Regions from separate parts of the Homo sapiens genome. Here regions 2 and 3 are each linked to region 1. Evidence: chromatin contacts called from ENCODE Hi-C or POLR2A ChIA-PET data. All regions are on one chromosome and are shown on one strand. The core of a region is the stretch at or near the end of the contact, and the rest is flanking DNA. Distances in the headings are between cores, read along the strand shown.

Evidence for each region. A loop is a pair of places that touch in the nucleus more often than their neighbours do. ChIA-PET counts read pairs that join two places held with the same protein, here RNA polymerase II (POLR2A). Pooled maps may share reads with other maps.
Region 2: a map of heart right ventricle shows a loop between it and region 1 (2.0-fold over the local background). The contact joins two enhancer-like sites. A Hi-C loop is called at or near these places in 10 of 168 maps with a recorded cell type or tissue (HCT116, aorta, cardiac septum and 5 more) and 4 of 50 pooled maps. POLR2A ChIA-PET finds 5 or more read pairs at or near these places in 3 of 52 experiments (all WTC11).
Region 3: a map of PC-3 shows a loop between it and region 1 (2.4-fold over the local background). The contact joins two enhancer-like sites. A Hi-C loop is called at or near these places in 2 of 168 maps with a recorded cell type or tissue (PC-3 and heart left ventricle). POLR2A ChIA-PET finds 5 or more read pairs at or near these places in 1 of 52 experiments (WTC11).

Annotation. Positions count from the first base shown.
Region 1 is chr3:65,482,360-65,485,801 of GRCh38, forward strand. All of the region lies in intron 3 of MAGI1 (membrane associated guanylate kinase, WW and PDZ domain containing 1), which reads right to left. Among named protein-coding and RNA genes, the nearest start is that of LINC02040, 310 kb to the left of the region's middle. Within about 2 kb of position 1,277, at least 8 of the 41 ENCODE cell types and tissues checked have a DNase peak (open chromatin) inside an H3K27ac peak, as active enhancers do; they include heart right ventricle, where a contact is called at or near this core.
Region 2 is chr3:65,548,153-65,551,550 of GRCh38, forward strand. All of the region lies in intron 2 of MAGI1 (membrane associated guanylate kinase, WW and PDZ domain containing 1), which reads right to left. Among named protein-coding and RNA genes, the nearest start is that of MAGI1-AS1, 340 kb to the right of the region's middle. Within about 2 kb of position 1,304, at least 5 of the 41 ENCODE cell types and tissues checked have a DNase peak (open chromatin) inside an H3K27ac peak, as active enhancers do; they include heart right ventricle, where a contact is called at or near this core.
Region 3 is chr3:65,573,535-65,577,156 of GRCh38, forward strand. All of the region lies in intron 2 of MAGI1 (membrane associated guanylate kinase, WW and PDZ domain containing 1), which reads right to left. Among named protein-coding and RNA genes, the nearest start is that of MAGI1-AS1, 320 kb to the right of the region's middle. Within about 2 kb of position 2,002, at least 2 of the 41 ENCODE cell types and tissues checked have a DNase peak (open chromatin) inside an H3K27ac peak, as active enhancers do.

The DNA.
Region 1 (3,442 bases), core at 27-2,526:
TCTTTAAAATGACACCCATACTACATTGTTTTGAGGATCAAAGAGATCATGTATGCAAAGTGCTGCACATGGTAACTGAGCACTAAGCAAGCAAACCTGTCAATAACCAAATAACCAAGTCTTCTAACACTCAGTCTCTCTAGTACTTTCTCTGTGAAATGGGAATGGTAGCACCAGCTGTAGCAACCTCATAGGATTATTGTGAAAATTAACTAATGCAGAGTTTTCAAAGGTACTCTGTAAACTATAAGGTGTTAAATATGAGATAGTGTTATAATTATCCAAATCTCTCCACTATTTCTTATTTCCCGTACTGAAACCTACAACCTTTACAGAAAAGATTCTGTCTAGTGGTTTTCTAACTGCAGAGTGTTCAAACTTTCATACGCCACTGTTTCAAAATAATTTGGATTAGTGACCAACATTTAAAATTAGAAAGCTTCTAGTTAAGTCTGGATTCTCAATGCTGTTTGACAAACTGTAAAGTCTGGTTCCAGGGACTCCATCTCTTATAGAGGATGTTGAAAAGCAAGTATGTGTCTAAAGCCAATTCACATGAACATACTAAATCAAGGATTTCTGCAGAGAAATTTTTGCTCCTCCTCTTGGTTTTGCCTGACCCTTGACAGACAAAGATCTTGGACCCCATCTAGAACAGTGCCCTCAGGCTGCTGCAATGCAAGGGCATAGGCAGATACAGGGGCATGAGCAGAGGCATGAGTAGATGTAAAAAAACCTTAAACTTCAAAAAGTCTTCAATAATTCACAGATTAGCCTTTGAGTGAATTGATTTTTGGAGAGCTTGCTTTCGGCCCTGGGCTTTTGGACAAAAACTCTGGCTGTCTTATTTCAACTCTGGCTCTCTTATTCTGCTGTGAACTGCCCTTACCGTGCAGCAATGGGCAGGATGGGTCATGCTTGCTCCAGTTTGCCACAGTCACCAGTGGTCTTCTTTGCCTCTATGCACCCTCTTACCTGACCTGTCTGGCCCCTCAGGCATTTGAGTTCATGACTCTAACCTTCCAGAAAGTATTCCACCTTTGCAATGGTTTGCACTCTCATCACAATCAAGCAAAGTCTAGCCACAGCAGAAACACAAACCTTACAAAGTCTAGCCATGTAGAAACACAAACCTTACAGACAGTATGCGCGACTTAACAGTATTAAATAAAAATCATCTGAAAAATTGTAAGTGATTAAAAACTTAATTGGGGCTATCACTTGGCAGGCTGCACAGTGTCTAGGAGCCGTGAGGCTGATTATCCCACAGGCTCTGCGTTATCCAACACACGTTTCCTGCAGTGGCTGGGCTCCCTCCCAAGTGGAAACTTGTTCTCTCTGCTGCTATTTTCAGAACTGGTTCTACAACAAATCTCAACAGGGAGGGTAGCCAGGGAGGAAAGCGGAGGGCAAAGGAGGACTTAAGAGGAAGCCACTGCTGGCCTTAATTAACAAGCAAAATCTCTGGCCAGGACAAAGCCAAAGAAAATATTTTTCTGACACACATTTAAAAATTAATAGGCACTGCAAATCAATTTTTAGGGCTTTATAAAATATTTAAGGAGGATTGTAACCCTGGAATTTAAGCTAGGATGAATCAAATCTATATGGCTTTCAAATTATACAAATTTACTATTCATTCATTCATTTCCTTACAGAAAACCTTTTTAATGCCAGGCATGGGAAATACAAAGTAAAAATTGGACTGAAACACGATCTTCACAACCATTCTATATGGCATACATCAGTTTTGTCAAGCTTCAATGTGCAAACAATTAAATTACATTAAGTAATGATCAGGGTGGGCCTGAGATCCATGGATCACACTGTTTGTGTAGCAAAGCCATTTGGGACAGAGAAAATCATTCCTCTTTTGCAGATGACAAACATAAAGGCCCAAAGTGGCAGAAACGCCTGCCATGGAGTTACATGGCTGGTCCAAGGTAAATGGGGGTGGGAATTGGGGGTACTTGTCTGTCTTCTTCCTATGAGACAAGCTTTTGCAAATAAGCCTGAGAACAGGATGGTAGTGACCACCTATGGCTGGGAATCTACAGCATGCATTTTCAACGGGGCAATATCACCCCCAAGGGGGCAAAAATTGTTTTCTTTTTTGAGGGGGAGAGAGGTACAAAAACCTTACTCTCTTTATGTATAGTGCAAATATGTATAGAGTACATGAATACATGGACATCCAGCATATCTGATTTTGCCTTGGCCTCACGGTCCTGAGTGGTCTGCCCCATGCCCACTCTCCAAGCACTTGTCCTGATTGCCTTCACCTTGTTCTTTTCACTCTGACCTCACTGGTTGCCTTTCAGCCCCCAGCATGTAAACTGTGCCCCCTTCCCCCATCTCACAGCTCTTGCACCCACTCCTCCCTCTGCTCCTCACCCTGTTACTACCTGCTCATCCTCAGCAACAGTATCTCTGACCCCACAGACTAGATCAAAGCTGTCCTTATCAGTTCTTATATGTTCTCAAGGAACCACATACCTCCCCTTCCTAATGCCCTTTATTGTATATAGCAGACTGTTTAATTAATCAGTACCTGTCTTCACCTCTAGACTATAAACTCAAAGAGGCCAGGAGCCACATCTGATTTTGTGTACCACTGTGTTCTCAGGCCTGACGCAGTGCCAGGCACATACCATTACCCGGTAATTCACTGCAGAATGAGTAAATGAATAAAGGCAGATAGTGCACATGAATTCCAGCCTGGGATCCTCCTAAAAACCTGTATTGTGGATCCAGTTTTTAATAGCATGACTCACAACACTTTCTTTCCAGTCGGTCAATTACATTTGAATTACCAAGATCTGCATCACTTCACTTTGCTACTTGCTTGCTCAGCACATGATAGTTCCTTCATAAAACTGCAATACTTTCTTTTTACTCTTCCTTTTCCTACCTGCCCCACCCTACAAAAATAGGATGTTCATGCACAGAAGGACAATAAACCACTGTTCTATAATTAGCAGTTTGTTCTTGCCAGTGCCATTTGGTTTCTAATACAAGACCAAACAGGAGAACATAAGAGTTTTACGACCCTGAGTGAGGTAAGGGACCTCTCTCTCTTCAGCCTCAGTTCACACAGTATAAAGACAAAAATCATGGCAACCTAATAGGTTTTTGTCAAGATTAAATTAGATAATGTGTATAAAGCACCCAGCACTGTGCTTGACACAATGTTAGCCTATAATCAACTCTGCCAGTCTCCAATCAGGCCTGATGTTGTAGATAGATAATAGGGTTAATGTGTAAAAGAGTGTATTATCACAACACATATTCAAAGAACAACATTTTTTAAAGTTACCTTTATCGTGCACATATTAAGTGTCACTACGCATATATTCACTTACTCTAATCTTTATAAACAATCTTAGAGAAAAAAAGGCATCAATATTCCCATTTTCACATAAAGAAACTGATATTTACACAA
Region 2 (3,398 bases), core at 54-2,553, 66 kb after region 1:
CATGGCAGACAGGCCTGATTGCCAGAAGTTACATTTCCTGTGAGTGAGCAGGGAAGCCACAGAAACTAGAGCCATGGGGTATTGGGGGCATCCCAGGTGAAATGAGGCTCTCACCACCTCAGAGGAGCCTTCCGCCCACAGATGAAGCATCCCAATGAGGGACAAGAGGGGCAGTTGGCACACAGCTCGCAAGAAGGCCTAGGCACCCTACCATCCCCTCTCCCTGCACTGGGGACCACCAGAGGCTCAGGGCCAGGGGAGAAAAGTGGCTCTACAATAAGGCTCTGCACAAAAGGGCCTCCCTTTTCAACTCCTCTCCATTTGCTCCAGCTGAGCCCAGCTTTATGCAAACAACACTCTTTTTTTTTTTTTTTTTTTTTTTTTTTTTGAGACGGAGTCTCTCCCTCTCGCCCAGGCTGGAGTGCAGTGGCGCGATCTCAGCTCACTGCAACCTCTGCCTCCCAGGTTCAAGCTATTCTCCTGCCTCAGCCTCCCTAGCAGCTGGGACGGCAGGCATGCGCCACCACGCCGGGCTAATTTTCGTATTTTGAATAGAGAGGGGGTTTCATCATGTTGGCCAGGCTAGTCTCGAACTCATGACCTCAAGTAATCCACCCAACTCGGTCTCCCAAAGTACTGGGATTACAGGTGTAAGCCACCGCTCCCGGCTGCAAACAACACTCTTAAGCTCAAAATGCAGGCTACTGGAGGGGTGGGGTGAGCCAACAGTTCATTAAGTGGCAGCAGGCCAGGGAAGCGGGGTCGGCGGGAACGGGAGGCAGCAAGGGGGAAGGGAACCTGGCTCTCAACCCACTGGAGCCAAAGTAAACTGTACTTCAAGGGACCCTGGCCCTAGGCGGAACGAGCCTGCGGCTGATGGGCCGCCCGCGTCTCCTTGCACCTGCCCTGGCGCCGCAGCCAAGGCGGCCCCTGCTCGGGCCCTGCGCTCCGGGGCGCGGGCCGAGATGCTCGCCCAAGAAACATGGCTGGCTGGAGCCTCCGGGCGCGGGAGGGACGCGACCGCCAGCCTGGGGAGGCGGGAAGGGGGAACTTGAACGCCCGGGCGGGCGGCAAGTGCAGCGCGTTCCAGCCGCTCCCCGGCGCGGCCACTTCCTCGCCTTCTCCTTCCTTCCCTTTCCTCCCTCTTTCCGTCTTCCCTCTTCCTCATTCCCGCCCAGTCTCCTTCCTCCCTTCCTAACCCCCTCCCCTCCCCTCTTCCTGCTGTCACTTCCAAACCCAAGGACAAAACCGTTACCTGCGGGCCCCGGAGCGGCCCCGGAGTTCGCCTCGGTCACTGCCGGAGCCCAGGCGCGCGCTCGGTGGCCGCCCGCCTCATCCCCGCGCGTCTGAGCGGCCCGGCGGCAGCTGCTCCTTTTATGGGGCTCGCAGGCAGTAGGCTCGGCCAGGGTGTCCCCAGCCCGCTCGGGCGGCAGCGGCGTCAATGCGCGCTATTCACACTCCGGGCTGCGGCTGGTACCCCTCTACACGCCCCCCGGGAGTGCGCGACTGCCTGCCCGCCCCCATCCTCAGGGCCTTGGACGGGGGTAGGGGTGGGAGACAAATATGGCTTTCAGGGCACCCACTAGGGGAAGGGAGTCACATGGTTCTGGCCCTGGGTAGCCAGGGTAAGAGGGGCCCACCAAGAGCTGCTAGCACCTTGAAATGAATAGGGAGGTGCCGGTCAAACACGGGAGTGTGGGGTTGACTTCGAAATACAGCAGGAAGAGAGCTGAACCTTTCATTATCATCATCACCACTATTTTACTTATGATTATCATTAAATAGCATCTGCCATTTTATTAAGTGATTACTATGAGCCAAAAAATTCTCTTCTGGTACAGAACATTTTAAAAGCCTGTGTGTTCTGGGTCCACCACCTGGCACTTTGGTTAATACAGACAGAATCACATCTTCCCTCTTCTCAGTGGAAACCTCTGCTGGCCCCATTCCATAGAAGAAAAGCTACCCACATTAGCTCTGCATTCAAGGGCCCTTAAGTTTCTATCCTGGTCCTACTCTTTAGCCTCAAATCTGATGCATCTCACCCTCAAGAGACCCCAGGAGGGGGTTAAGTATTTGTCTTTTTATTAAAGATCAGAAAGACAAAGCTCGGAGAGGTTAAGTAATTGCCAAAGGTCACTCAGCTAAGAAATGCTGGAGCAATGCCCCAGGTCAGTCCAAGTTCAAAGTCCTGGATCTTGGTCTCTCCATGCTACTGTTTTTAGTAAACTTCTAAGGCCAAGAGGGCATCACACCCTTTTGAGTTCTGGATGATATCTCACCTCTTCACTGGCAAGAATAAAACTTGAAAGAAATTGGACTCTCTAGGCCAAGAAGAAAATCCCAGAGAGCCCTGTTTGAACCTGTCACCTCCGGGCAGCTCTTCCTTTTATTCATATACAACTTTAGTTTTAGTTTCAGGTGGACCACAGCAATAGTGATGGGAAACAATCAATTTGACTAAACTGGGATTGGCCCCCAGCATGCTCACATCACTGCCTGGAATGGCAAGAAGAACTGGAATTCCCAAGGCTAAGCACCATAGCTCATGCTTACAATCCCAGCAATTTGGGAGGCCAAGACAGGAGGATCACTTGAGCCCCGAAGTTTGTGACCAGCTTTGACAACAGAGGGAGACCCCATGTCCACAAAAAAAAAAAATACAAAAATTATCTGGGTGTGGGGGCATGCACCTGTAGTCCCAGCTACTTGGGAGGCTGAGGTGAGAGGATTGCATGGGCCTAGGAGTCTGAGGCTGCATGAGCTGTGACTGTGCCACTACACTCCAGCCTGGGCAACAGAGACCCTGTCTTAAAAAGAAACGGAATTCCCAGTGATAGGTTTGGTTCTGTGTCCCCACCCAAATCTCATCTGGAATTGTAATCCCCATGTGTCCAGGGAGAGACCTGTAATCCCCATGTGTGGAGGGAGACAGGTAACTGGATCATGGGGGCGATTTCTGCCATGCTGTTCTCATGATGGTGAGTTCTCAGGAGATCTAAGAGTTTTATAAGGGGCTCTTCTCCCTTCGCTTGCTTCTCTTTCCTGCTGACTTGTTAAGGTGCCTGCTTCCCCTTCTGCCGTGATTCTAAGTTTCCTGAGGACTCCCCAGCCATGAGGAACTGTGAGTCAATTAAACCACTTTCCTTTTTTATTTTTATTTTTTGAGACGGAGTCTCACACGGTCACCCAGGCTGGAGTGCAGTCGCATGATCTTGGCTCACTGTAGCCTCTGCCTCCTTGGTTCAAGCGATTCTCACGCCTCAGCTCCCCGAGTGGCTGGGATTACAGGCACGCACCACCGCGCGCGGCTAATTTTCTGTGTTTTTAGTAGAGACAGGGTTTCACTGTGTTAGCCAGGATGGTCTCGATTTCCTGACCTCGTGATCCGCCCGCCT
Region 3 (3,622 bases), core at 752-3,251, 92 kb after region 1:
TGATTTAAAAATAAAAAAAAAACTCCTGGTAATCTATAAATGGCAAAGAACTTCTTCAACCTGATGAAAAGAATTTATGAAAAACCTGCAGCTAACATCATAGTTAATGGTGAAAGAGTGAATGTTTTTTCCCTAAAATTGAGAACAAGAATATCTTCATTACCCTTTTCTGTCTAACACTTTACTAGAGGCTATAGCCAGTGCAATAAAGCAAGGAAAGGAAATAAAAAGCATTTAGAATAGAAAAGGAAGATGTAAAACTTTTATTATTTCTCAGATGGCATGGTTAGCTGTGTCAGGGTTTGGCAAAATGTGGCAGTTTTGTTATTAAGTTTCATAAGAACACAGTCACACCCATTCACTTGTGTATTATCTACAGCTGCTTTCACCCTACTAATTACTCAACTACCATGGGCAGTTGAGTAATTGCCACAGACACACACAAGCTTAAATTATTTACTATCTGGCCTTTTAAGAAAGTTTGCTGACCCCTGATCTATGTAGAAAATCTGATAAAATCTACAATAAAACTACTGGGAGTAATAAGCAAGTTTAGACACACTAAAGAATACAAGATCAATATATAAAAATCTATTATATTTCTTTCTGCTTGTAACTTGTAATCAGAAATAGAAATTTTATTTTTTATTTTTTAACTTTTATTTTAGGTTCCGGGATACATGTGCAGGTTTTTACATATATATATGTATATATATATACATACATATATGTAAACTGCTTGCCATGGGGGTTTTCTGTACAGGTAATTTCATCACCTGGGTAATAAGTACAGTACCCAATAGATATTTTCAGGAACAAAAATTTTAACACAGCATTTATGACAGCAACAAAATATATAAAATACCCAGCAGTAAATCTGACTGGAGATGTAAATGACCTGCATAGAAACTAAAAAAAAAAAAAAAAAATGTACTGAGAGAAATTTTAAAATCTACCCTATTCATGGGCAATACTTTTAAAATGTCCATTCTCCACATATTCATCTATATCTAGATATTCAACGCAATCCCAACCAAAATCCTACCATACGTTTTGTCAAAATGGACAAAGTGATTCTAAAATTTACATGGAATATTGAAGGACCTAGAATAGCAAAAACAAATTTGAAAATGAAGAATAAAGTTGGAAAACTAATAGTACCTAACTTCAAGACATTATAAATCTCCAGTAATCAAGACAGTGTTGTACTGGTGTAAAGAAAGGTGAGTATATGAGTGAAACAGAATAGAGAATCAAGAAATAAGCCCTCACATATATGGACAACTAATTACCAACAAAGATGCAAAGACAATTAAGTGGAGAAAGGAAATCTTTTCAACAAGTGACACTAAAACAATTGGACTTTCACATTTAAAAAAATTAACTTCAACTCGGAATGGATCATAGACATAAAACTAAAACCGAAAACCATAAAACTTATAGAAGAAAACTTTTGTGACTTTAGGTTAAGTAAAAACAGATATCACACCAAAACCACAATCTATTAAGGAAACAATTGGTAATTTGTATTGCTTCATAGTTAAAAATCTCTGTTCCCCAAAAGACACTGTTAAGAGGATGAAAACGTAAGGCACATATTGGGAAAAAGTATGTACAAATCACATATCTGAAAAAGGTCTTATATTCAGAATCTATAGAGTTCCAAACAAAACACCAACTAAAAAGAGAGTAAAATATTTGAATTAAACACTTTAACAAAAAAGACATATGGATGGCAAATGAGCACATGAAAAATTAGTCATTATAGAAATAAAAATTAAAACCATAATGAGGTACCAAGATATACTATTAGAAAGGTTAAAGTTAAAAAGACTGACCAAAGCAAGTATTGATGAAAATGTGGAAGAAGTGAAACTCTCCTACACTGCTGGGCAGGAATATAAAGTGATGCAATCACTCTGGGAAGGTTAAGAGATTTCTTAAAAAGAGAGATGACCATGTGACCCAGTAATTCCACCCACAGATATTTACTCAAGAGAAATGAAAGCATACATCCATATAAAGACTTACACACAAATGTTCATAGCAGCTTAATCTGTAATAGACAAACTGGAAACAAACCAAATACCTATCAATGGGTGAATAAACAAACAAAAGATGATACATCCATACCATGAGATACTACTCAGCAACAAAAATAGTGAGCTGTTGCTATATGCTACAACATGAATGGCTCTCAAAAAATTCTGCTAGTGAATGATGTATAATTCACTATTATGCTACGAATGAAGTCAGATTCCTGATGCCACAAAAAAAATACATACCACATGATTACATTCACATATAATTCTAGATAAAACAAACTTAGCACCAGATAACATGTTACTGGTTGTCTTGAAATCGGGAGATACAGGGTAGAGGAGAGTGATTATAAAGGGGCACAAGGACATTTTTGGGGGAGCTAATGTATGTTCGTTTTCTTAATTGTGGTGCTGGTTTTATGGGTATATGCACAAGTCAAGACTTATCAAATCATACATTCTAAGCATGGACAGGATATTGTATATTAATTCTACCTCAGTAAAGATGTTTTTAGAGTCATTAGATATTTGTCTAATTTTGTTTTCTAATTACTTTATGTATATATACACACAGATTTTATAAAATGTAGAGCATGCATACTTAGCATTTTTAGCGGTTTTCTGTTTGCTTCTTGTTTCTAAATATCTAATTAATCAAGTAACACGTATTAATAACCTGTTTGATAATAATTCTAACAGTGGCCCTCTGAAAATTCAGCTCAGGGTGCTAGAACAATCAATATAGTGACACCAATATCATGACATGTGTGACACATTAGCATGAAATTAGTGGTGATCCTTGTCAATCCTACGTAGACAATGCTAATCAATCCCCGCACTCTTCCTCTCTGAGCCTGAATAAAAGATTCCAGCTCTAACAGGCTGGAGCTAATACAAATGGTGAACCCGCTCTGCCATCCAGGGGTCTTGTTGATGATGCTGATGATGCCTGACTGAAGTAGGCAAATACGTTTTTATCTTCATCTTTTTGCCAGGCTGTCTCTGTGCTATCTTGTTGCTTTGCTTAAATCAAGAAAAATGGGCGTTGTACTGCTATCTGCATTTTGTCTTGCATTTAAGTAACGGTTTCCTTTAAGAGCCAATTCAGAACTCATACATTCCAGGAAGCCTCCTATTGACTAAGCTCAGGTCATAATAAACTTGACTTTTTCTGAATCCTTTCACTACTAGATTCCTTGCTACACAATACCACATTTAGGTATCTGCCACCAGGATTATTCTCTGAGCTTCACTTTTCTTACCTGTAAATTGATACTTATATTGCAGAGTTGTCTTCAGGACTAGAGATGATGTATGGTTACCCCTGGGATGTAGACTCCACAAATTCAGACATTTTGTCTAGTTTATATAACCCTAGTGCCTAGAACAGTGCCAGACACAGAGTAAGTGTTCAACAAATAGCTGTAAGTAAATATGTAAGTAGTCTTTCACATACCATGGCACATTAAGTTCGATCCACATACACACTTAATACTCTATAATAACTCAGCTACTTGAAGACAGTCACCCTAGGTGCTCTTTTTGTCCCTTGGAGTTACATTTTACTCAGGGTTTCTATA